Regions from separate parts of the Homo sapiens genome. Here regions 2 and 3 are each linked to region 1. The links are chromatin loops, found by intact Hi-C in ENCODE. Cell type or tissue: PC-9. All regions are shown on one strand. Links, peaks and the distances in the headings refer to the core of each region. The heading gives the core; the rest is flanking DNA.

Evidence for each region. Hi-C counts contacts between places; a loop is a spot of excess contacts. Peaks named below come from ENCODE experiments on the same cell type or tissue, not always from the same donor. Only the 100,000 strongest peaks of a DNase experiment are listed, where the experiment ranks them.
Region 2: it touches region 1 in a loop (12-fold over the local background); 3 of 110 quality-filtered maps call a loop at or near these places.
Region 3: a loop joins it to region 1, with 11 times the contacts of the local background. A loop is called at or near these places in 2 of 110 quality-filtered maps.

The regions. Positions count from the first base shown.
Region 1 is chr7:16,342,584-16,350,885 of GRCh38, forward strand. All of the region lies in intron 3 of CRPPA (CDP-L-ribitol pyrophosphorylase A), which reads right to left. Among named protein-coding and RNA genes, the nearest start is that of CRPPA, 75 kb to the right of the region's middle. In PC-9, for the core only: no CTCF peak of the experiment used is centred there; DNase peaks (open chromatin) are centred at 4,158, 4,668 and 5,058; H3K4me3 peaks cover 966 bases; H3K27ac peaks cover 3,088 bases.
Region 2 is chr7:16,561,479-16,569,780 of GRCh38, forward strand. It overlaps LRRC72 (leucine rich repeat containing 72), which reads left to right. Exons shown (of 9, transcript NM_001195280.2): 6 at 4,835-4,924; 7 at 5,913-6,065. Among named protein-coding and RNA genes, the nearest start is that of LRRC72, 39 kb to the left of the region's middle. In PC-9, for the core only: CTCF peaks have their summits at 3,572 (motif pointing left) and 3,773; a DNase peak (open chromatin) is centred at 3,593.
Region 3 is chr7:16,268,756-16,277,057 of GRCh38, forward strand. All of the region lies in intron 6 of CRPPA (CDP-L-ribitol pyrophosphorylase A), which reads right to left. It overlaps CRPPA-AS1 (CRPPA antisense RNA 1), which reads left to right. Exons shown (of 5, transcript NR_038947.1): 5 at 102-1,849. Among named protein-coding and RNA genes, the nearest start is that of CRPPA-AS1, 62 kb to the left of the region's middle. In PC-9, for the core only: no CTCF peak of the experiment used is centred there; DNase peaks (open chromatin) are centred at 426 and 3,676; H3K4me3 peaks cover 586 bases; H3K27ac peaks cover 1,456 bases.

The DNA of each region.
Region 1 (8,302 bases), core at 220-8,219:
GTTGATAATCCTCATCTCAGGAATAAATGAGAATTAAAAACATGCACAAGGCCGGGCACAGTGGATCACACCAGTAATGCCAGCATTTTGGGAGGCTGAGGTGGGCAGATCACCTCAAGAGGTGATCTGAGCCCAAGAGTTCAAGAGCAGCCTGGGCAACAGGATGAACCCTGTCTCCACAAAAAAAAAAAAAAAAAAAATATATATATATATATCTATATAGATATATAGATATACATATATAGATATATAGATATATAGATATACATATATAGATATATAGAGATATATATACAGAAATACAAAATTAGCTGGATATCGTAGTACGTGCCTGTAGTCCCACCTACTTAAGGGGCTGAGGTGTGACAACTGCTTGAGCCTGGGAGGTAGAAGTTGCAGTAAGCCAAGATGATGCCACTGCAATCCAGCCTGAATGACAAAGTGAAATCCTGTCTCAAAAAAATAAATAAGTAAATGACACATGCACAAAGCCAAATATGTGAAAATCAAATAATAAGTTACATTTTACGGGGACTGAATCAGCAGAAATGGCTTAGTAAGCAGTTCCAAAAATTCATTCATAAAAGTCGTGAGAACTTTGGAAAAATGATCAAAATCATTTTTTTTTAAATAAATCTGAAATTAACCTAAAGCATGCAACATCTAGGGGATGTTTATTCAGGTATAAAACACTGAATCCTGGTAATAGTTGAAGTTGTAGCAGTTTAATTAACCTTATAACAAAACCACTTCCTCTCCACCCCCCAACTCTTCTGAATCTGAAGGGAGCCTTGAAAACTGGCATTGTACAATTACAGTAAAACCGGAAGCCTAGTAGCCAATGAAAAAAGCAAAATAAGGTTGGATTTGCTCCAAGTCCCAGTTCCCAGATAACTGCCATATTCGACCTGTCTCAAAGTTCCCTGCAAAATCTATTTCCCAATATATGTTTTTAGTTGATCTGACTCAGTTTCCCACTGCAGCATTTTCTTGGAGGCATTTGCAAAAACAGTCAGTGGTAATTGTTTAACATCACAGTTGCATTAGATGGTGATCACAGTTGAGGCGCACAAGAAGCTACCAAAACACTTAAAAGGAAAATCTGGGGAATGAGATGTTCATGGGAGACTTTGAAAACCTATTCCTGGAAAACTAGAAAATGCCACATACGTGCATTGGGCTGCGCACATGCCCAGGAAAGACCTCAGAAAGCCATATGCTCTCACCTCTGGATGACCACGTGTCTCTGCACATGTACAAAGTGAGGACTAAAGAAGAGTTATCAATAGCACCTCTGAGCTTTAAGGGTGTAACCCTACACATGCATAGAGCCCTTAGGCAAAATATGGGACAGTTATTAGTTCCGGTTATTAAAGGAAATCTGTCTAACCAATGGCTGACCATCAAGCTAATCTAGAAGAGATTTCAGTAATCATATGTAACAAAGAAAACAGACTTTATGGAATTAGCTCAGGAAAGCTGTTAAACAGCAACAACAAAAAATTAACACTAAATCCTAGGGAGAGGAGATCTGATTTTTAAAGTTGTCATATTGTGTTAATGAAAATGTTCGGTTTTTAACAAAAACCCAAGAGGTATGTAAAGCAGCAGAAACATATTGCCAATATAGAGGAGGGAAAAGCAGTCAAGAGAAACTGTCCTGCAGAAACCTAGAATTTTGACTTATTTAAAATAACGTGGGCCAGGTGTGATGGCTCACATCTGTAATCCCAGGGCTTGGGGAGGCCAAGGCAGGTGGGATCACTTGAGGACAGGAGTTACAGACCAACCTGGACAACATAGCAAGAACCTATCTCTACCCAAAAAAAAAAAAAAAAAAAAATTAGCTATGTATGGTGGCATGTGCCTAGTCCTGCCTACTTGAGTGGATCACTTGAGCCTGGAAGTTCAAGGCTACAGTGAATTATGATCATGCCAACCTGAGCAACAGAGACCTTGTCTATCAAAAAAAAAGAATGAGCCTATTTATGGTATTTTTCTAATATGTTCAGTCAACTTAAGGACTTAAAAGTATGAGAAAGTTGCCTTATCAACTAGAAGATGTTAATAAAAAGGTATAAATTATTTGAAAAAGAAGAAAAAGGTATAAGTTCTGGAGTCAAAGTACAATGCAAATGACTAGTCCACTAGATGGGCACAACAGCACGCTTGCTCAGTCAAAAGAAAGAATTGGCACACCTGAAGATATGTTAACTGAGATTATACAAACTGAGGAATAGAAGGACAAAAAAAAAAGATCTCAGATTATCAGTGGATAATAATGAAGCATGCCAAAATAATCATAATGGGAGAACCACCCAGAAGGACAGGACAGAGAAAGGAGCAGAAATAATTTTTGGTAGTAATAACTAAAAACTGCCCAATTTTGATGAAAAAGTGTTAATCTACATATCCAAGAAGCTCAAACTACAAGCAGGATAAATACAATCAGGTCCGCATATAAATGCATAAAAATCAAACCATCAAAAGCCAAAGGAATCAAAAAGGGAATCTTGAAAGTAGTAAGAGCTACTCATCATGCACAACATTCACCAATAAGATTAACAGCTTACTTCTCATCAGAAGTCATGGAGGTCAGAAGGCAGTGGGGGATGATGTTCAAAGAGCTAAAAGATAAAAGACTGTCAACCAAGTATTCTATTCCAGCAAAATAATCCTTCAAATTTGAAGTAGAAATTAAGACATTCCCAGGTAAGCAAAAGCTGAGAATCTGTTGCTAGTCAACCTGTGCTACAAGAAATACCAAACGGAATACTTGAGGCTAAAATGAAAGGACATGAGACAGTAACCTGAATCTACATAAAGAGGACCAGTAAAAGTAAGCACATATACAAATAAGTAAATATAAATGATCATATAAATGTACTTTTGGTTGAACCCTTTTATTGCCCTGATTTATATGACAACTATAGAGAGCAATAATATAAATATTAAAAGGTAAACAGTGTATAAATATGCAATATATGTGACAACACAGCACACAGGAAAGAGAACACAGTATTGCTGAATCTTATATTGTTTAATGAAAAAATGAACTTTTATGCTAAAAATTTTCAGTTAAAAAATATGTAGGATATACAGACATACTGGAGGCTATACTTGACCCTCAAGCTGTTAGTTTGGCAACTCTGCTAAAATGTCACTCTCAGTCCTTTAGAGTTTTTGAAGAGGTACAATTATCTTTTTATACATGGAAATTGACTCTATAAAAGTATAGAAATCTGCTGCTACAACTAGAACATTTGTTCAGGTTTTATCCTCCAGAGTCCAAATGATTTCCTTTAATTCTTTGCCTCATTAAGTTATAAAAGCTTTTGTTTACTCATTGCTGAATTCACTTATAAAAACATTATTTCTCAAAGTCTCGTTGTAGACGTAAGTGTTCTAAGGTGTTATTTAGTAAACGCCTGTAATAAACTGATACACCAAAATCAGACACACTGGAAAAGATAATTTTATCTCAAATATAAAACTGTTTTCATAATTTCTCCAAATGTTTCCTTCTTATAAGAACAAAATAATTACTGAGTGGCTATTATGTGCCAGGTGCCATTGCTCAGCCCTGAGGATGACACAGTGAACAAGATAAAGTCCCTGCCTTTGTGGACTGCATATTTAAAAAGGATAAAGGTAACAGACAAGTAAAAACAAACTAGATAATTACAAATAGAAATAAGTACTATGACGGAAGTAAAAGAATATTAGAAAAGAAATAAGAGGAATAACAACAAAGGCTCCATAAGAAGTTTATATTTAAGCTGTGATCTAAAGGGTTGAAATTAAGCCAGAGGATAAGGAAAAGAGCTGTGTCAGTTGAGAAAAAGATGCGGTCAGTCAGGCTTGTAATGTGCTAAAACCACAAGAATGTTACAGGTTCAGCACCCATTCTGTTCATGCAAGAAAGTTCATAGCAAGAGAAAAAAAAATGATAAGAAAAGCTAAGATAATTAGCAGAGGCAATAGCTAGTGTTTGTTGACTACTGCAGCAGGCTGAATTATTTGTCATAATTTTTTTATTTCTCTGTGGTAGAATAATGTACTCACACCCTTGTCTTGTCTCATAGATGTGAAGTATACCAGCTTACTGTACTAATGTTTGGCTTTGTCACAAGGCTTACTTGGCCCAAAGGAATGTGAATGGAAGTGGCAGTGTGCACATTCCATGCCTAGTCCTCATGAAAAACCACATATGTTGAATTAATCTCTTGCACCTCCACTACTATAAAAACCTCACCAACGTAGCTACCTCCCTTTCAGCATAGGATCCAGGAGAAACAGTCCTGTGTATAACCCTCAGTAAAGGGCCAAGCACAGCCAGATCTGCAGCTATAAGCAAAGCCACCCAGTCAACTCCACCCTAGATCAACAAACACCAAGTCAACCCACAGACAAGTGATTAAGAATTACTGTTTTATGCCATGGAGTTTTGAGAATATTTGTCCATAATAACTAATAAATACTTCCAATATCAGGCATAATACTAGATGCTTTACATAGGTTAGCTCATCCAAACTTTCCACCAAACTCATAAGGTAGATATGACTTTCAGCCCCATTTATCAGACAAGGAAACTAAGATTGACACCTTAAATAGACTCCTGACAGTTATATAACAAGCAGGAAAACCAAAAAGCCCAACCAGTCTAGTTTCAGAGTTCTATGACTCTATTACTGTGATATTCCCCTTTTTCCTAAGTGACTAAAGTCTTATTGCATTATCAAAACATTAGTATCAGTAAGTATATCTTTGTCCTATTTCAAGTCTACCACTTACAGAGTGAATAAAAAATAAACCAAGGACTTGTGTTATCAGTTGTTCCTGCCTCAGTCAAGATCCACTTTACCCAGGTGCAAACTGAATAGAGTTCTACCATGTTTTGATGCCACTTTAAATAATGCCACTATTTTATCGTTCAGAAAATATAGTCAAGAAGCAGTCAGGGATAGGAGAATTAGCAATATGGCAGAACAGGAGGCTCCAGATTCCCCCTTCACCCATAGACCCAGTGAATAGACATCTACTCACAGATGAATTCCCTTACATAAAGTCAGACATTAGTCAAGTCTCCTACCCAATAAGGCAACTGAGAAAACATCCACACTGGATGGGCAGAAAAAGCTGAGGCACACTCAGGCACAGATTCTTCCATAGGCACTGTACCATAAAATTGAAAGAATTCCCAGCACCCAGCTTCTCCCTGTGGAAAAGAGGGTTTGAACCACATATAGCACCCTAACCTAAGTTTCCTTATGGCTAGGCTCTTAATTCACCAATGCAGGGAGTGAAGAGGATTAAAGACTCTCCAGACCACAGGAAAAAAAATGGTGGTTTTCTACAGGCACAAAAGCACTTCCAGGGGCCTCATCCTCTGAGAGCAGTGCAGAGAAGGGACTATAAATAGCTCCCCATTTCTCTCTGGAAGGAGATTTACGACACATTCTTCCAGTGGCTACTTGGCACAACCCAGCTTCTAAGTAGCTTGTATCAAGGAGATAAAGGGTCAGCTAGATAATACCTTGCTGGCAACCTGAGCAGCAGATCAGCACTTCCCAAGCCTTCTTCCTCAGCTCACTCCAGCTATTAACTCCAAGTCTATTAATTTATCCTGAAAAGAATTTGTCTGTCCATTGAATGCTCAACTTTTACTGCTTCCACTTCAGAAATTGCATCCTAAACTTCTTAACTCTTCAAGAGGAGAGCACACATAAGCAAGTCTCTCTAGACTACAGAAAAAAGCAGCAATTTTATACGAGCAAACAAGCATGTCCAGGGGCTTAATCCCCTGAGAGTAGAGAAAGGGCTCAAAAACTGCTGCTCCCTATTTCACCCTGGAAGAGGTTTACACACACATTCTGTGCCTAATTTTTCACAGCTGCCGCCCTGAGGTAATGCATCCTATAAATCTAGCTCTGGAAGCAGAAGGGACTAGGTATATGAGCGTCTCCTGAAGAGGACCAAACCAAGAGGTAGTCTTAGACATGAAAATATAAGGGCTACGCCCTTTGGGAACAGTGCAGAAAAAAACTCTCATTTTCTCTGGAAGGTGGTTGCTGCACACTCTTTCATTGGTTAATTAGTGGTCTGGCTTCTAGTCCACTTGCATCTGGGAGCTAACAAAGAAGACAAACAGTAGCCTCTCAGCAGCCTGAGCCAGGGCACTGCACATTTCCTAAAGCCTTTCCTCTGGTTCACCCCAGTGATTACTTCAGGTCTACCCACTCTTCTTAGAGTTTATCCATGCACCAAGTGCCACACTTCTAGAGCTAGCTCCCACCCAAGGGACTGTCTCCTTAACAACCTACCTCTGGAAGTCAATGGGGCTTTGTATTCCTGAATAGTCCTAGACCACAGAGGACAAAGAGGTGGACATATAACAGGACCCCTTCCAGCAGCTATCTCCCTAGTATCAGAGGGTGCAGCTTGAATGTGAGTACAATATTTGTAACATATCCTCTCCCTAATTTGATGCAGAGAATGGGAGATAAATATGCATGCTTAGCTTCATCATGAAAATAGAAGAAACTAGAAGACCATCCAACACCTAAACCTTTTCAGCTACATCTAGAGGGTCTTGGCTTCTACCTTCCAGGTATCAGAGTACTGCCAGGATGTGGCACATCCCAACCTCCTAAAGGTCCACAAAAAACAGACAGCAGTCTGCATAAACATGAGACTGAGAGGTACCTTAAAATCCTTGGTCAGATGAATTAGAAATCCTCTCACTATATGAAATTAGTCTGACAAGACAGGCAGATGTTTTACCTAATATGCAGAAAACAACAGTGTCAAAGAAAATGAAAAAGCAGAAATATACGTTCCAAATAACAGAACAAGATAAATGTCTAGGAAATGACCTGAGTGAAGTGAAGATATGTGATTTACCTGACAGGGAATTTAGAACAATGGTCATAAACATGCTCACCAAGGTGAGAAAAGCAATGCAAAAACTGATAATTTCAGTAATAAAAGATAAAGTACAAAAACAGGTCAAACAGAAATTAAAGGTGAAGAAAATAACTGAAAACGTCAATGGAATCAGCAGCAGACTAGATCGAGCAGAAGAAACTCAAAGTGAACTCAAAGATCACCAGAAATCACACAACCTAAGGAGCAAAAGGAAAAGAGAATGAGAAAGAGTACGGATTACTTATGAGATTTATGGGACACCATCAAGTGGAAGAACGTATGCATTATCCACATGCCAGAAGAGAAAACAGAAGAAACATAAAACATATTGAAAAAAAATAATAACAAACTTCCCAAGGCTGGAAAAGGAGATAGAAATCCAGATCTAGGAAATCCAAGAGACACTAAATAAGATGAATCCAAAGAGACCATATCAAGAAATATCAGAATCAGATGGCCAAAAGTTAAAGACAGAATCTTGAAAGCAGCAAGGGAAACCCAAGTTGTTAGAGACATGTGAGCCCCCATAAAATGATCAGTGGATTTTTTTCTGCAGAAACTTTTCAGGACAGGAGGGAATTAAACGATATTTTCAAGAACTTAAAAAAAAAAATGTCAACCAAGAATAGAATACCCAGGAAGCCTATCTTTCAAAAATGAAGAGGTAATAAAGACATTGTCATACAAAAGCTGAAAAAGTTGATCACCAGTAGACCTACCTTATAAAAAATGCTAAAGGGAGTTCCTCAGCTTAGGGAAGATGACAATAATTGGTAACATGAAAACATATGACTACATAAAACTCACTGGTAGAAGTACATTGTCAAATCCAAAACACTAATACGGTAATGGCAATAAGTCAGTTATATCTGTAGTACAAATGTTAAAAAACAAAACTATTCAAAGCACCTAAAGCTGGAATAATTTCTTAAGGACTACAAATATTAAAAAATATAAATTTTGACATCAAAAACATAAAACATAAAAGGGAACTAAAAGTGTAGTTTGGGTATGCAATCAAAATTATCAACTTAAAATAGCCTGTTATAAGATGCTTTATGTAAGCCTCAAGGTAACAACAAAAGCCTATCATAGATATACAAATGATTTTTTAAAAAGTGATCCAAAGCATACTACTACAGAAAACCATCAAACCACAAATGAAGCAAGCAAGAGAGAAAGGAACCAAGGACCTGTAAAACAACCAAAAACCAATTGACAGAATGGCACTAGTAAGTCCTTACCTATCAATAATTACTTTGAAGCTAAATGCACTGAATGATCTAATCACAAGGCGTAGAGTGTGGCTTAATGGATAAAAGATCCAACTATATGCTATGAGAGACTCATTTCATCTTAAAGAACACTCAGACTG
Region 2 (8,302 bases), core at 81-8,080, 220 kb after region 1:
TGAGTGTAGAATTGTGCCAGGCATGAGGAGTGGGAATTTTCTAGTTTTTAAATACCAGCCTGGTAGTACAATGTCCATATCATTACCAGTCACAATAGTTTACGACCACTACTTAAAATCACAGTGACGTATTTCAAGTTACATAACTATAACTTTCCAGTTGAGAATCTTGTTGTGGGGTCATTTGTTTGAAATGGAGAAAATGCTATGTCCAATTACAAAAAACAAAAAGCATTTTCTAAAAATTCACATTTTGAACTCATGTTCCATTTTGGTTAAAGATATTGTATGAAAAATAGTTTGTATTTATTAGACAACTAACGTTATTTGTGCAGTCATGTCCTCAGATTAAGTTTCTATGAGCCTCATTTGCAATCACAGATTAGCTTTAGCTGATAAACTAAAATGAGAACTCTATGTATTTTCAAATGTAGTCATTTTTGTCTTTTTAAGTTGTAAATCCATATAAAATTATAAAGTGTTATTATTCCACTTAAATTACAAGTTCTTCAGAGGGTGAGAAAATAGCCTGAAGGGCAAAACGCTAATCCATTCTCAGCATCGCACCTTCCATTGGCATTTATGAGGAGAATTGCCAAGGACTGCCTAGGAGACGCATGGCTGAGAGCTTCAGGGAGGCCTAAACCAGCTGCAGAGTGTGAGGTCCTGGGAACTGGAATTCCTGTCTTCAGGCAGAGTCAGGGGGCCCCACCTCTTCTCTCTAGGCAGTCTACCTTTCCACACCCTCTCTTTCTAGCTCAGTTTTCCTCTTCCCTTCCCTCCTCCAAACTCTTTCTAAATCAGAATCCACATGTGTCAAAGACCCACTTTGTGGCTGATGGCTTTTATTAACTCCTGCCCCCTTTCCAGTACTAAGGGAAAAAAACCACCGCCACCAAAAGCCGCAGCAACAAAATGCTTAATCCACTCTCCTGTTCTAAACCTTCAGTTTTCTCGTTTCTTTCTAATTTTCTGTTTTATTAAACTCCACTGTTGGAAAGTATGCTTAAGACTCCTGCATGCCATAATTGTTAAGACCTGCTTCCTACCGGAGCTTCCAGGAATCAGCCTTGGGAACAGGGAGTTCCTCCTTTCGAGAGAGGGTCTCCATGTTTCCACAGGTATTGCCTTTAAACACTTCCTGCCGTTGTCTTCAGCAGTGGCCCCAATCCACTGCCCATGGCAAAAAGCCAGGGGAGCAGAGGGATTCTGGGATACGGGGAGGGACTAGGATCTCCAGGGTCCCTTCCTTTGAGCCTCTTTTCCTATAATGCCCTTCCAGGTGGGACCACCCCTCCCAAAAGACAAAACAATTCACCAAAGGAAAAGAACCAACAGTGTTTTTCACCACTGTTTGTCCTGAAAAAGAGGATATTCTGATCCCTCCTCTCTCGATCCTCTGCTTTATCGTAGTTTGCCTTTTACAATCAGGGGTGATTTCCATATTCAGTAAAAAGCACATGGTGTGTGGTGGCCACCAGATTTTTAGTTAAAACAAGATGGTGATTAACAATGGAGATGCTGACCTTACTAAGTAACCTTGACCCGGAGCCTCACAATCCTCCTATCTGATTATTGACAGCTGAACTTCCTTCCACAGGCCGTTCTCTATAGGCTTTTAACTTCTCCATGTCATTTTCTTTTTCCCATATATTAAAATTGGGATGTTGGTCTCTTATTAATTACATCAACTTTCTTCGAAGGCAGCCTTAAAAACATTGGGGTTCATTTAAATAATGATTTTAAATTCTGCTTTAAAAGTTTACAAAAAAATAACTGGAGCCAATTATTTAGATGGCTTTTTTTTTTCCTCTTCTGTCTCGATAATAAGTAGCTTCATACACGTGACTCCTGTAAGCCAAGCTTGTGCGGTAAGGTAGTAGAGACATTTTGATATATCATTGGGTAAATGTAAATTGCTTAGACTCAGAATCCCAAATTAAGATAAGCAAGACAGTGCTGGCGCCACTGAGGTATACTCTGTAAGTAGCCTAGAGGGAAGGTGGATTAAATAGTATTAACCTATTGAAAGTGAAAGTGTAAGCAATTTCTCTTCATGGTTTCTAAAAGAATGTGCCCATACATCATAGAAGGCTTTCAGAACATTCAGAAACAGGAAACTGATTTCACATCTTAGACATTTAATTTATGTTGATTTTAGCAGCATCAATCCAAAACTCATAAATCCAAAATGTTAAATGTTTAATAGTATAGAAGGAAAAAATAGAGTTAAAAATATGATTGCTTCTTCTAAAATTTAAGAGATAGGAAACAGTGAATAATAATGATGAAATGCCTGTCAAGTTATTTAACTCAATTTTTAAAGTTAATTTAAGCAGAGGATGGGCTAACAGTTCAGTTTTCTGATTTCGTGTCATTCAGTTTTTACTTTAGGATGAGATGAATGGTCAACCACAAGTCCATAGAGTTTTTAGTATCAATATGTTGCTAATAAGTAATGTAACAGTAGTAAATCCAAGTTTGGTGTTTTATTCAGCTGAAGCTAGTTTTTAAATTTCCATATAGAAGTTACTTAACCAAGGATTAGCAGAAAAACCCAAGAAATGAAATGAAATGGATAGTAATGTCCTCAGAGGGGAAAGAGAAGACGAAGGGTACACCTAGAGAAAACGTCATTGAAAGATGTTGGTATATTTTCCATTAACGTCATATGTAAAGGCAGACTCTACTTCCAGATGCTATAATGTATAACAGGGTTATGAGGTGTCAGATGTGATTCCCCAAGACAGTAACCACAAAGCAGACTTCTGTACTAAAGCATCTGTGACTTTTTCTTCCTTCTGAGTTCTCATTAGAAACAATTGTGTTTTGCTTTTATATCCTTGAAGAGGGTCCTTTTCTTTACTTTCTCTGGCTCGAACTACAATTCATGATCCCAATGGCTCTTTTATTAGTGGTTTAATATACATCTGTTCTATTCCCTGTCCTGCAGTTATAATTATTTGTTACCACTTTAAAATCCTTCTCTTTCAAGAATAAAATTCAGACCATTTTCTGTCATTTAAGAAATCTTGAAAAAAAAAAAGTTTTATTTTTCTTCTCATTTTCTCCATTACTTACATATTTCCTTTCTTTTAAATTTCTTTGTGGCTCCTGGCTCTACATTTTCCTGTATGCCTTTCCTCACTCCTGTAACTTTTGTTTATTATGTACCAGGTGTCTTCCATTGCCTGCTTTATGTCCCTCTAAAGCTCGCGTTTTCCACAGGGAATAGCTATATATAACGCTTTTATTAGCCAGAAAAAGTTGTGTTTATACAACAAATATCAGAATGCTTTATTACTACAGAGAAAACATCCAGATGATTGATTTTTTTTTTTTAGTTTTTATCTAGCTTGTTATCTTTTAAGCATGCACCTACCCCAATCTTCTTTATGTTACAAACTGCTCTTTAGAAATATTAATCAGTTTTTTCCGAGTTTCTAATGCTTACTATTTTCATGCCTTTATCAAACCTGTATTTTATGAATAGTCTACAACAGTACTCTTAAATTTCACATGTACATTAAGTGAGCTTCATTTTATTGAGTGAAGGAGTTGTGCGGTAGCTGGAGCTCTTTCTACTACTGCCATCTAGTGGTTCTCCTTATTAGGTGTATTTTCAGAAGAATTTCCTAGAAATTGCATGTAGGTAGGTGGAATCCGAATAACTAAAGATTACTGGCCAGGTGCGGTGGCTGATGCCTGTATTTTGGGAGGCCAAGGTGGGCGGATCACGAGGTCAGCAGTTCGAGACCAGCCTTGCCAACATGGCGAAACTCCGTCTCTACTAAAAATACAAAAATTAGCCAAGCGTGGTGGCAGGCGCCTGTAATCCCAGCTACTCAGGAGGCTGAATCAGGACAATTGCTTGAACCCGGGAGGCAGAGGTTGCAGTGAGCAAGATCATGCCATTGCGCTCCAGCCTGGCAACAAGAACAAGACTCTGTCAAAAAAAAAAAAAAATGCCCAACTGAAAATCATTAAAGTTTTATTTCACATTGTATTGAAAAAATATGTTTATTATCATCTAGGATGAATAGGGAAAATATCTTTTTTTAAAAATAAAGCCCTCACAACTTCTAGTTGAGGATGTTTAAAAACATAACTATGTGCTGATTCCCAAGGGATATGATGTCAAAAGTGCCAGGGCTGCTTCTGCATCCACATGCCCCCTTCTTCCAACCACTGCATTAGGAAGTGCGGTTTATCACACATCCTAGCACCTGCACACCAGGATCTCAGAACTGCACGTGCCTGGCCAGAGGTAGACAAGATGCAAGAGCCACTTCTGCTCAGCTCTGGTCCTGCTGAGATCTGAAGCTACTATTGACACATTCTGAACTATGAGCAATGGTGTGGAGGAAGTAAGTTCTATTAGAGCCGGGTGTTGTGTCTCTGCCTATCTTCACACATGCACCCTTGTGAACTTGGAGACTGAAAGAAGAGTACCAAGTGATATTTTAATAAAAAGTAGCCTCAAGACTCCAATAGAGCTGATATCTAGTTCTTCATTTACTAACTTATTTATGGACATGTTAAAAATTTCCCTCATTTGTTGCAGACTTGGGTCAATGATTTGATCATAGCCCTTAGCACAGTTCCTAGTGGATAGTAAGCACTTGGTAAATATTTGTTGAATGAATGAATTTAACAGATAGAAAAATTAACTGGTGCTCTAAGTAAAGGTTTAATGGGTCTATTGCTTGATATGGAGAAGAGCTTTACAAGTTCTTATGTTTTATACGAATCTCTTAATTTTTTGTATTTTATAAGTGATAAGTGAAACTGATTTTGAAATCTGACATTTTTATTTTGGATTCTTCATTTGCAGGTCTATACCAAAATCCTTTGTGCCAATATAACCTGTATCGTTTATATATCATCTACCACCTTCCAGGAGTGGAGCTGCTTGACCGAAATCGTAAGGACCCTTCCTTCTTGCAAAGAAATATTTGAGAAGTAGTCTTATAGCTCAGCGGTTTAAAAACGAAGACTACCTTTGAAAATATGTCTTTGTAAAAAATATATCTTTGAATAATTGTCTTTTTAATGGAAGTTTTTCAATTATTTATTTTTGAAAGACTTGCTCTCTAAAATTTGCCCTAATTTAGAAATTCATGTCTCTTTACTACTTTATTAGAAAGGCCCTCTAACTGAGCTGAGGAAAGTATTCCTTCTGGTCCTGGTTTTGACATTAACAGGTTGGATGCCAAATCGTTTACTTCCTGGCACCTTAGTTTCTTATCTCAAAAGTGAGGGAATTGGAATAAATCTCATAAGGCCAGTTTAAGTTCTAAAAGTCGTGATTTAAAAATTCTGTAAATATATATATATTGAAACATACAATGAATGATGACTTCTTTATGAATACATCTTCAAGATAGCATGTCAGATTTCTATAAGCCACATGCACACACACACACAATCAACCTCAGCATATTACACTTAACATTTTTTGAGGCCTATTTTGCCCCCAAATGCTATATTATCTATCTACTTACCTTTCTGTCTCTGCAGGTTTGAACATTCTTAATAGTTTATTACTGAGTAACCACTTTCTATAGGATACATCGGAAACTTATGGTTATACCTCTCCTTTCTAATAGCCTTGAGGAAATGAAAGGATGTTTCATGCTAAAATTTTAATCATCCTTGGTGATGTGTTAAAGGGTGTTTGGGATGCATTAGATTGAAGGATTAAGCTCTGTCTTGTGACATGTGGGGTGTATATTGAGTGCTTGTAAGATTATGGAAATAAGCGTGATAGCCCCTTTACAAAACAGTTTTGACAGGATGTTCTCATATATCATAGTTTAGATAAATACATTCTTGAAAGTGTTCAGTTCTATTTTGAATCACTCCGCCTATTTATAATGTTATGCAATAACATTACTTTTTGCATTTATCAGAAGTTACAGAAAAAGAAAGAAGATCAATGATTACCATTTTTAACCATAAAAAGGCTCATATCGTTCAATCAATAGCATTCGGAGGAAAAGTGGATGCTTCATGGGATCCTAAATCACCATTTAAGCAAAAACCAGCCCAGAGAGTACCTTCAGGTATTTCGTAAAAAAAAAAAAAAAAACAAATTTAATGAAATTAAAACTCCTCAAACTTTTGGGTAATTTGATTGTAATAATAACAACTACAATTTACAATAAACTTAAGTATCTATGTAATGGAATAATTTCTAATATATTTGCTAACCTTATAATACTTTTAGTCCAGTTAAAGTAGGTATGCAATTTTCATCCTCACTCATGCATGTGAAATTAAATGGGGTGCTGTGATAATAACGAGATAATACATTGAAGCCTCTATCCCAGTACCTAACACAGTATAAAGGGCTCAATAAATAAGCCATTGTTATTTTTATTACCACTAACATGGATGATTTTACCAATTAAGTCTATATAATTTTTGATAATATAGAAAAAACATGAAGAAGAAATAAAGATCATCTGCAATTCTACCATGCAGAAATAAGCACTGGTAATATTTTGATTATACTCACATACAGGGTCATTATATGCAAGTATAACTTGAATATTTTCAGGATGTTTCATTTGTAGGAATTTAATTTCATATTTGTAACAGAAATGCAAAAAAAAATAGGGGTTTAGTTTTCTCAGACAGCAAAGAATAGAAAGATAGGGTATCTAGGGTTAGCATAAAGTTCTACAATGTTGTCACTGTTCAAGGATATATCTGTCTTTTGTTCTGCTACTCTTAGTGTGCTTTATGATTACAAGGTGGCTGGTGTACCCCCAAGCCTCACATCTCCATTCCACGAAGGAAGAGAGGGTGGATAAGAAAAGGTGCAAAGGTAAAATCCTTTTCTTTATGACACTTCGCCAAAGAGACAACATACATTTTTAAAAAACCAAACCAATTATCTAGAAATAAAGGGGAAATTGAATTAAAAAATAGTTTGGAAGAAATTACCCAGAATGCTAAATGGAGAAAGAAAGCAATAGAAGATATGAATTAGATATTGAGAAAAGGAGAGACATTAGAAAGAGAAGGTCCAATATAACTTCAGTAATAGTTCCTGAAAAACAAATTATAGATAGAAATTGAGCAGAAGGTAATGTTTAAAGTGATAATGGCTGGAAATTTTCCCAAACTGATAAATAAATTCTTAGACTGACCAGACAATTACCAGAATTGGCAAAGAATTCTTAGATGCACCAGACAAAATGAATCCAAACACAAAAAAGACACATAACAACAACAACAACAACAAGAGTCTTCACCAAAGGCAAAACCATCTTAAAGCAGTCGGAGAGAAAACCCAGATGACCTACAAAAGAATAACACAGAGATTCACAACAGACTCTCCAACTACAATCGTGGAAGTCAAAAAACAGTGATCGAAAGTTTTTAAAATGCTGAGGACAAGTAATGGCCAACCAAGAATTTTATAACCAACTCAATTATTATTCAAGAATGAGCGAAAGGTAAAGGAAAAGAAAAAGAAGAATGAGGACAAAATTAAGACTTCCCTGAACTTTTTATTGTGAAAATTTTCTAACAGGAAAAGTTAAAGAATATTAAAATAAATATTGGTATATGCCCACATATATTCAACAAGTGTTCATATTCTGCTATATTTACCGCCCTCCATATCTGACGCTTTGCCTCTTTATTTAAGGACAGGTGGCCAGGTGCGGTGGTTCACACCTGTAATCCCAGCACTTTGGGAGGCCGAGGCGGGCAGATCACCTGAGGTCGGGAGTTTAAGACCAGCCTGACCAACATGAAGAAACCCCATCTCTACTAAAAACAAAAATTAGCCAGGCATGGTGGCACATGCCTGTAATCCCAGCTACTCAGGAAGCTGAGGCAGGAGAATCACTTGAACCTGGGAGGCGGAGGTTGCAGTGAGCCATTGCACTCTAGCCTGGGCAACAAGAGCGAAACTCCATCTTAAAAAACAAAAAAACAAGGACAGGTCTCCTCAGAAGACCTTAGAAGTCATTCCTAAATGAATGACTTACACTGCATTTGGCATTTCCAACTACAGTGTAAATTGGAAAATCAATGTATTGCCAAAGGATTAAAATGTTTCAGCAGCAGACATCATTACATTTCACTCCTGTCAACCTAAAAAAAGACATCAGAGAAAAATATCTCTTAAGATAATGAATTTATTTGGGAGTAAGCAAAAAGAATTATAACCCAGGATGCACAGCTATGGCAAGCCACAGGTGCAAGAGAGGAAGGGAAGGGAAGGGAAGGAAGCTTTTTATTTGGGAAAAAGTGGCCAGGCGTGGTGGCTCAAGCCTGTAATCCC
Region 3 (8,302 bases), core at 81-8,080, 74 kb before region 1:
ATACATTTTAAAAATATTGCTTATGGCTTATTTTCTTCACTCCACTAGAAGGTCCCCTCTGCAGTGCTCATTTCTGCAACACTGTCTTTCTTTCCTGACAGAAGGCTGCTCACCACCAATTTCATCACTGTTGCTAACTCCAGCTCATCTAATCTCTGCAACATCTGCTACCAGCACCTTCTCTTGCCTCCTTTTGTGAACATAGTTTTTTCTTCTGGTTAGAAAATCAGTTCGAACTTCTTGAGTTTTGTGTTTTAAACTCTTCTCAACTGTTCCGATGATTGATGGATGGCCCAGAGGCGACCTCTTTATCTCCAGCAACATATTTGGCTGTTGGCCCGGTAGAGAGGTACTCCAGAAGCTTGCTGGTTCATCATGCTCTCATCTTTAACCACAACTATTTATCTGACTCCTTCCATCTCCACAGCACTGTGTGAGGGATCAGTGATAAGAGACGGTGAAAGACATGCGCAAATGGATAAATAATAAGCAGGATATGTAGAATGACACAACAATTGATGAGTAATTTAGGAGATCCAATAACTAAAAAAAAAAAGACTGGGGACAAGTTCATGGAAAGAGTAATCAACTAAGCCTTATAACATAAAATTGACAAATAGAGAAGGCATGCAATCCAGTAGAATAGAGTGCAAAAGAGGTAGAAGACTAATCGTTTCAAGACATGTTGAGCCACAACAGCAATAACATTGTGACAAAAAACGTCGGTGTAGACTGCAGAAGATCTTCAATGACGGATCAAGCTGTATAGACTTTTTTTTACCCTCATATACTGAATAGTCATTTAAGGTATACAGTGCCAACGTAAGAGAGAAAGGTAAACTTTTTTTAACACAAGTTGTAGGCCTTGGAAAGAAGTTTTCCAGTAACAAGATAACACGATAATGTACTGTGGTTATAAGCTCAAAGTGGTATATTTGATTCAGTGTTCCCAGAACCACCAAAACCTTGGAACCATTGTTTAGCTAAAGCTACTAGAACAACAGAATAACCTACTCTGTGGCATTGTAAAGTAAAATTATACTACACACAAATACTTGACATAAAATACATTTCCAAACTCAATTATTAGGGATAACATAAGCACAAAATGATGCTTTGCAAACATCATGTATCCTATAACTGGAGAAAAAAAATTAATGACATGAAGTGAAATGACTGAGTTCTGAAGCTACATCTCAATTTAAATAGCATAAGCAATTTAGTATACAACATTCTTCAAAATCAATTGTTGAAGGTTAACTATAATCTACATACAAAAACAACTTTGTCAACTTTTTGTACGGATTTTCCTTCTAAACATATTTACTTTATGTGTAAAATCAAAAAATTTCCTGAGTTAAAGGCTAAGACTTGACTTTATGAATACATGCCCAAAAATTGGTGGTGGCTGGTTTCTGTTTTTATTTTGTAAGCTTAGTATAATGGTTGTCCAGAACTTGTAAGCAATGACCTCATTTCTAAGCGGACAAGATGCAAAAGACCATTTTTACAGATTAACCATCTGGTTCCTTTAGGAAGAGTAATATTTCAACAGGTTCCTGTATTTCAAGAATATAAATAATTAAAAAGATGAAGATATGTGAAATACACAAAGAAAAAAATAGAGAAAATAGCATTTAAAGCAAATTATCCTAGCTCCCTCAATTAATATTTTAAAACCATGACAATCAGTTATTAATATAAATTGTTAATTTTATTTAATACAACATCAATATAATTCATACCATCTTCTTCAACTAGGTGGTCTATCATTTTGGAGTTTCTTTCCACCTCTGGAGAATTGCTCAGGAAATCTGGCTAACATACCAAATAAATCAAATGGATTTAATGAGATGGTTTTTGGCTAGTTTCTATATTCTTGTATACACATGCATGTAACACATAAATGTGGTGCTGTTCACAGTTAGAGGCGCAAGAGAAAAAAGTAGCTTTCCAGTGTTATTTCATTGTTATTAACTATACAGTATTCAGGTGCAAACAAATGAAAATCCTGTATATTCACGCTAAAATATAATATGTATCAAAATAAGCATAAAATAACTGTTTTGGATAGGTCTTAGGATGCTGCTGTGGCTTAATTTGCTCTGTTTATGTTCTCTCCGCTTTTCTTTATTGCATGTGCTAGTTTTGATGTGTTGTTTGACTAATATGTCATACGGTGAATTTACTGAGGTCTATAACAAAAGGCATGGATCCATACACTGGACACAACCTTGAGGGCATAAGGGAAAAAAAAAAGAAACTAAGTACCATAGAACAGCCTCAACAAAATCAGAGCATGCTTTACACGTGATTTTCAGTTACACCCTGCTTGTCATTTGTGATTACTCAAAACAATAATTAAATTACGTCCTCCAGGAAACAGGAAGGAGTGGATAACCAAAATACATGAAAAGCCCCTACAGTCCCTGTTTGTTCAGAGTATAGATCAGCATTCTTTAGGAGTTCCATTCTTTTATTACAGGAATGAATATTGGGTTGAACACGCTTATATGCATTTAGAGGTAATGTGATGTATGAAAACAAGTACTGCAGAGGTTTCCTCTGTAGAACTGTACTTTTAAGAGGAGCAGCCACCATAATCTTCTTGTAAAGGTAAACTGGATCATGTCATTTTCAAATAAAGTCTTCTCTCACTTCATTTTCCCCTTAAAACAATATATAAATGATAATAGTAGCAACGGTAACAGTAGAAGTGGTAAACTCAACATAAAAAGCCTACAAGGCTCTTTCCTTGTCTCTTGCTACTCCCACTTCCACTCCATTTGCATCTCCAACCACAGATGCTTTCTTTCTGTGCCCCAATGAAGCTCTTTATGTGCCTTTCACATACTGTTACTTCTGGTTTGTTCTTTAAATAGATAATTATTTATTGCCCTTAAAGACTTAAGTTAAATACCACATCTGCCAAGAGATTTCACTTACTGCCTTCCACTCCCAATCTAAGTCACTTTCTCTGGCTCTCTTATATAAGCACAGTTATGTTTTCCTTAGAATATTCATCACAATTTGACATTTTAATTTGCATTCATTTACTTTTTATCCCCAACTGGACAATATGCTCCTTGGAAATAGGAAATCATACTTGCTCAGTTCAACTCCCTGTATCTAGTGACTATATCATGACAGGCATTTATTATTTGGTAAATAAACTAGAGAATTTAGGAATAAAAGACTAATCATATCTTCCCACTTATAAATTCCTTACTACCTTCAGTTCAGTATATAGTATAAACTATTTTTGGATATTTACTGAAAACTGGGAAGAAGTGAGAGAGGTCCCTTTAAAACTGTCTACCACCCTGATCTATCTCTGGAGAGCTCTATCTTCAAAGCTGGTAAGGTCTGTGAAATACTTCAAATTGCTGAGAAAAACGGAGGAGGAAAATAGCAAGACTGATAGCAAAGCCTTGTCCTTTAAGAATCAGTAAAAAGTGCCTGTGAATGGGGGGAGTAGGAGAGGTGCCTCTCCCCAAGTTAGCTCTTTACTTAACTTTTTAACAACCTCTTCCAGGTATTTGGTGGGTATCATTAAAGTTAGATGTTTGGTTCACCTGTAAGGTATGTTGCAAAATTCTAGTACAGATAATTACAATAAACATACCCAATCTTTTCCCTTAATTTCAAAGGAAAACATTTTTTCTTTTCATGTTAACAAAACAATCCTCCCATTATGTGTTGAGCAGCTCCACACCCACACTGATCTGCCCTACAGATGCCAGGATTTCAATAGTGGTGACTTCATCCTTTTTACACATTCCTTTCAAAGTAGGATGAAAGCTTTGAGAGGTGAAAATGTTAGAATACGTTGCATTTTGTATTTGTAAGTTATAAGCTGAAAAATGTCATGAGATAAATTTACCTTTATAAGGGAAGGGAAAAAGTATATAAAACTACATAAATCCTTTCCTAAGGGGATGTCTTTCAGACATTAGGTATTAGCCCTTTGTCAAACTTAAAAATCTCAGTCTTTTATCTCACCTTTCCTTAGAAGAATATTAATTAGTAGAGACCATTTTGAATCAACTAGCATCTATATTCACTATTGACATGACCTCAGGCAAATCAAACTGCAAGTTTCCCTATTTCCATTTGTAAAATAAAGGGGGAAATCATAGGGTTATTTTTTTTCCATTTATATATCTTGTTTGAAAGAATGTCTATTCATATCCTTTGTCGCTTTTTTTTTTATTTTATTATTATTATACTTTAAGTTTTAGGGTACATGTGCACAATGTGCAGGTTAGTTACATATGTATACATGTGCCATGCTGGGGTGCTGCACCCATTAACTCGTCATTTAGCATTAGGTATATCTCCTAATGCTATCCCTCCCCCCTCCCCCCATCAAAGGGTTATTTTAAAGAGAAAAGAACTGCATAGTACTGATACAAACAGGAGACACGGAAATCCCGGGTAGAAGAGGACAGTCCCTGGTGAGGGCCACACCCTTAGGCCTGGGTACTGTGGCCCAAAGTGAGAACATGCATTCCTGTTTTCCCACTCAAATGCTGCTTTTTGGCTCTCCCTGCCTCCCATCTTGTACCCATAAAAAACCCCAAGCTCCACTAGCAGAGTGATGGCAGAGGGGCAGCAGAGTGGAACAGCAGGGGCCAGAAGAGAAGCAGCAGCTGTCAAAGAGAAGCAGTTTGACTTCAGAGGGACAGCTTGAAGGTGGGACTTCAGAAGGACGGCTTGACGGTAGGACCACAGAGAAGAGGTCAGCAGGGGATAGCCAAACTCCAGGGGAAGACCACCTTTCCACTCCATCCCCTTTCCAGCACCGCATCCCACTGAAAGCCACTTCCACTCGTCAGTAAATCCTCCACATTCACCACCCTTCAATTAACTGATGCAGCCTGATTCCTCCCGGACACCGAACAAGAACTCTGGTACCAAGAGGGCTGGTGCAAAAGGTTGTCATCCTACCCTCCACTGAGCTGTTAAACACTTAAGCTGTTTGTAGACAGCAAAGGTAAAAGAGCACAATGTAACACACGTCCTCTGGGGCTTCAGGGGTCATGGATACCCTGCTAGATGTAGCCATGGAGCTGCATGAAGTTCTATTCCTGCCATCGCGCCCAGAAGGACTTGTCCTGGCCTCTGTACCTGCTCACCTGCATGCTCCCTGTCCCATGAGAGGTGGAGAGCTGTGGGCTGATTAAATGAGCCAACCCCTTAGCCAGTCCTGCGAAGGGGCCAGGGGAACTGCCCATTTCAGTACTACTCCTGACACTCCATAATCAGTGTTGTGGCTGTTTTTGTTTTTGTTTTTGTTTTGTTTTGTTTTTGAGACGGAGTCTCGCTCTGTCGCCCAGGCTGGAGTGCAGCGGCGCGATCTCGGCTCACTGCAACCTCTGCCTCCCGGGTTCACGACATTCTCCTGCCTCAGCCTCCCGAGTAGCTGGGACTACAGATGCCCACCACCACGCCCAGCTAATTTTTTGTATTTTTAGTAGAGACAGGTTTCACCGTGTTAGCCAGGATGGTCTCGATCTCCTGACTTCGTGATCCGCCCACCTCGGATCCCAAATTGCTGGGATTACGGACGTGAGCCACCACACCCGGCCTGTTGTGGCTGTTTCTAAGAGAAAGCATTCTCTTAAGTTTGTGTGGCATAACAGGTTTTTAAACTTTTAATTCTTTTTAACCAAATTTAGAAGTCAGGGAAGGCTTAGCAGGAACGATATCTCCTTTCAAGGTGAACCAAGATTCTCTGAGTAAAATAACAGGACACCCAAAGTTCAGTTTTAGAAGTTCTACATTAGCTCCTCATTAAAAAAAAATAAAAAGTCTAATTTATCTCCAAAAAGGAAGATATTAAATTAAGAAATTTTTGAGGAATGGTGATTTTCTTACTTTTGAATATATGAATACTTCTTAGTTTTATTATATGAAGGAAATCCCTAACTTCAAGCCAAACCTAATTTTTTAAAAATTCCAAATTTGCTATGTCTGTCTATATTTATAGACGAATTAGATACTTGAAATTAAAAGAGAAATTTAAGTGATCTTTAAAAATTATAAATGGCCAGGAGAGCACACGAACAATAAAGGGGAGAAAGATTCTGGAAACCTAGAAATATGATTTTAGTCTTTGAATCTCTGCAGACCCTTCATAAAAACAGAAAAAGCAAGGAGGATATCAAAGCCAAAAACCTATAGACATTATCTACTATAAAACCAATATTTGGGAGGCTGAGGCACGAGAATCATTTGAACCTGGGAGGCGTAGGTTGTGGTGAGCTGAGACCATGCCACTGCACTCCAGCCTGGGCAACTGAGTGAGACAGTGTCTAAAAAAAAATAATATTAGTGGGTAGGGATAAATTGGCAGCACATATAAAGACACACACAGTTTAAGAAACTGTAGAAAAAAATGGGAGTAAACCAAGAAAGACAGAAAACAACAAAATCATCATCAGATACTTTCTGGATACCTTAGCAGGCCATTCCATTCTGGGAATAGCAACAGAAACTAGGAGAAGCCTTTGTAGGCTTTAATTCAAAGTTGAAAACAAGGAAGCCACATGAACGTTCTCTGCTAGGGATAACTGGGGGTCTGGGTCCAAAGCACATTCAAAACCAATAAACAGAAGCACCGTAGTATGTTAAAGCACCAGCCTGAGAAGTCTAGATGGACCAAGGGAGGTGCACTAGGAATAAAGGAAAGAGAAAGTACAGGCAAAGGACGGCCACGGAGGTGTTATTTTGACTCATCCCTTCCTCCTAAAACTAGATAAAACTCTTCTACTTAAAAAGGAACAATAGGGCTAGGTGCAATGGTCATGCCTGTATTTCCGCCCTTTGGGAGGCCAACGTGAGAGGATCACTTGAGGCCAGGAGTTTGAGACCAGCCTGGGCAACATGTGGAGACTCCTGTCTCTACAAAAAGGAAAAAAAAAATTAGCTGGGCATTGCAGTGTGTGCCTGTGGTCCCAGCTACTCAGGAAGATGAGATGGGAGGATCGCTTGAGCCCAGCAGGCCAAGGCCAAGGCTGCAATGAGCCATGATAGTACCAAGACCCTGTCTCGGAAAAAAACAAAAACAAAAACAAACAAAAAATATATATATATGAATGACAGAAAGAAAGAAAAAAAAAGACTAAACAGCAAAATAATGTACCTACAGAAACCCATGCACATCAGAAAGACCCAGTCATAAAATAAATGAAGACTGTAACCCAATATTTAATAAGCTAAAAGAAATTAAGAAAATGACAGAACTATAAAAGTCAGACTTGGAATAACTTAGAAACAAGGCGAGAAAATTTAAAAAATATTTCAGAAATGAAGACTAAATTAGAAAAAACACAAAAGGTAATGACTGAACAGAAATAAAAGACGGGAAGTAAGAAAATTAAAAAGAAATTAAGAGATTAGAAAAACTCAGGAGAATGTAATAGCTGTGGATGGCCAAAGAACATGTAAGCTTCATCCAACAGGAATCTCTGAAGAAAACTGAAGTAACCAAACAGAAAAAAACTAAAGAAATAATGTCAAATAAAAAGATTCGAAACTACACAGAAGCATCCACTATGTACCTAGCAATATCAGCCAAAATGACTATAATTAAGAAAACTGTAGTAAAACAAATGGACTTTAAAGGAAAAGAATTATTTGAGCATCCAGGCAAATAGACTAAATCACTTATAAGACAAAGAAAGTCAGATTTTCATCACACTTGACCAAAACACTTTATGACAAAAGAAAATAGACTGGCATATTGAAGATACTCAACAAAAAATTACTGAATTAAGATTGCTTTTAATCTAGCCAAAACCACCTTGAAGATTTTGAGCAAAAGAATAATTTTATTCACATCGAAGAACTTGGGAATACTGTGCCCATGAGCCCTCACTAGAGCATCTATTGGAGGATTAGTTCCAGAAAACCAAAATGATTTTTAAGGTATCAACATAAGGATTGTAGTGGCTATCACATATATATTTACTTATATGACTAAGAATAAACAATTGTTTAAGGGAGATAGTAGGTAATGACATGAATGTAAGAATATATACAGTAAGAAAGTTCACTGTCATCTTTCAGCTATAAACTTTAAATTAAAGCATACTAATTCAAATTAGATTCTTTAGAAAGGAGGAGGTAGAAGACACTGGTTAATTTGTTAATTTTAACAACTCATGTATCCAGTACAGCACTGAAGTATGGGAACTAACAGTCTGTACTATCTAATACTGTCACACCACTCTGCCAACTTATCACTGAAAGTTTAATTATAGTTCAAATGCATTGAAAACGTACTGCATGCCAGATG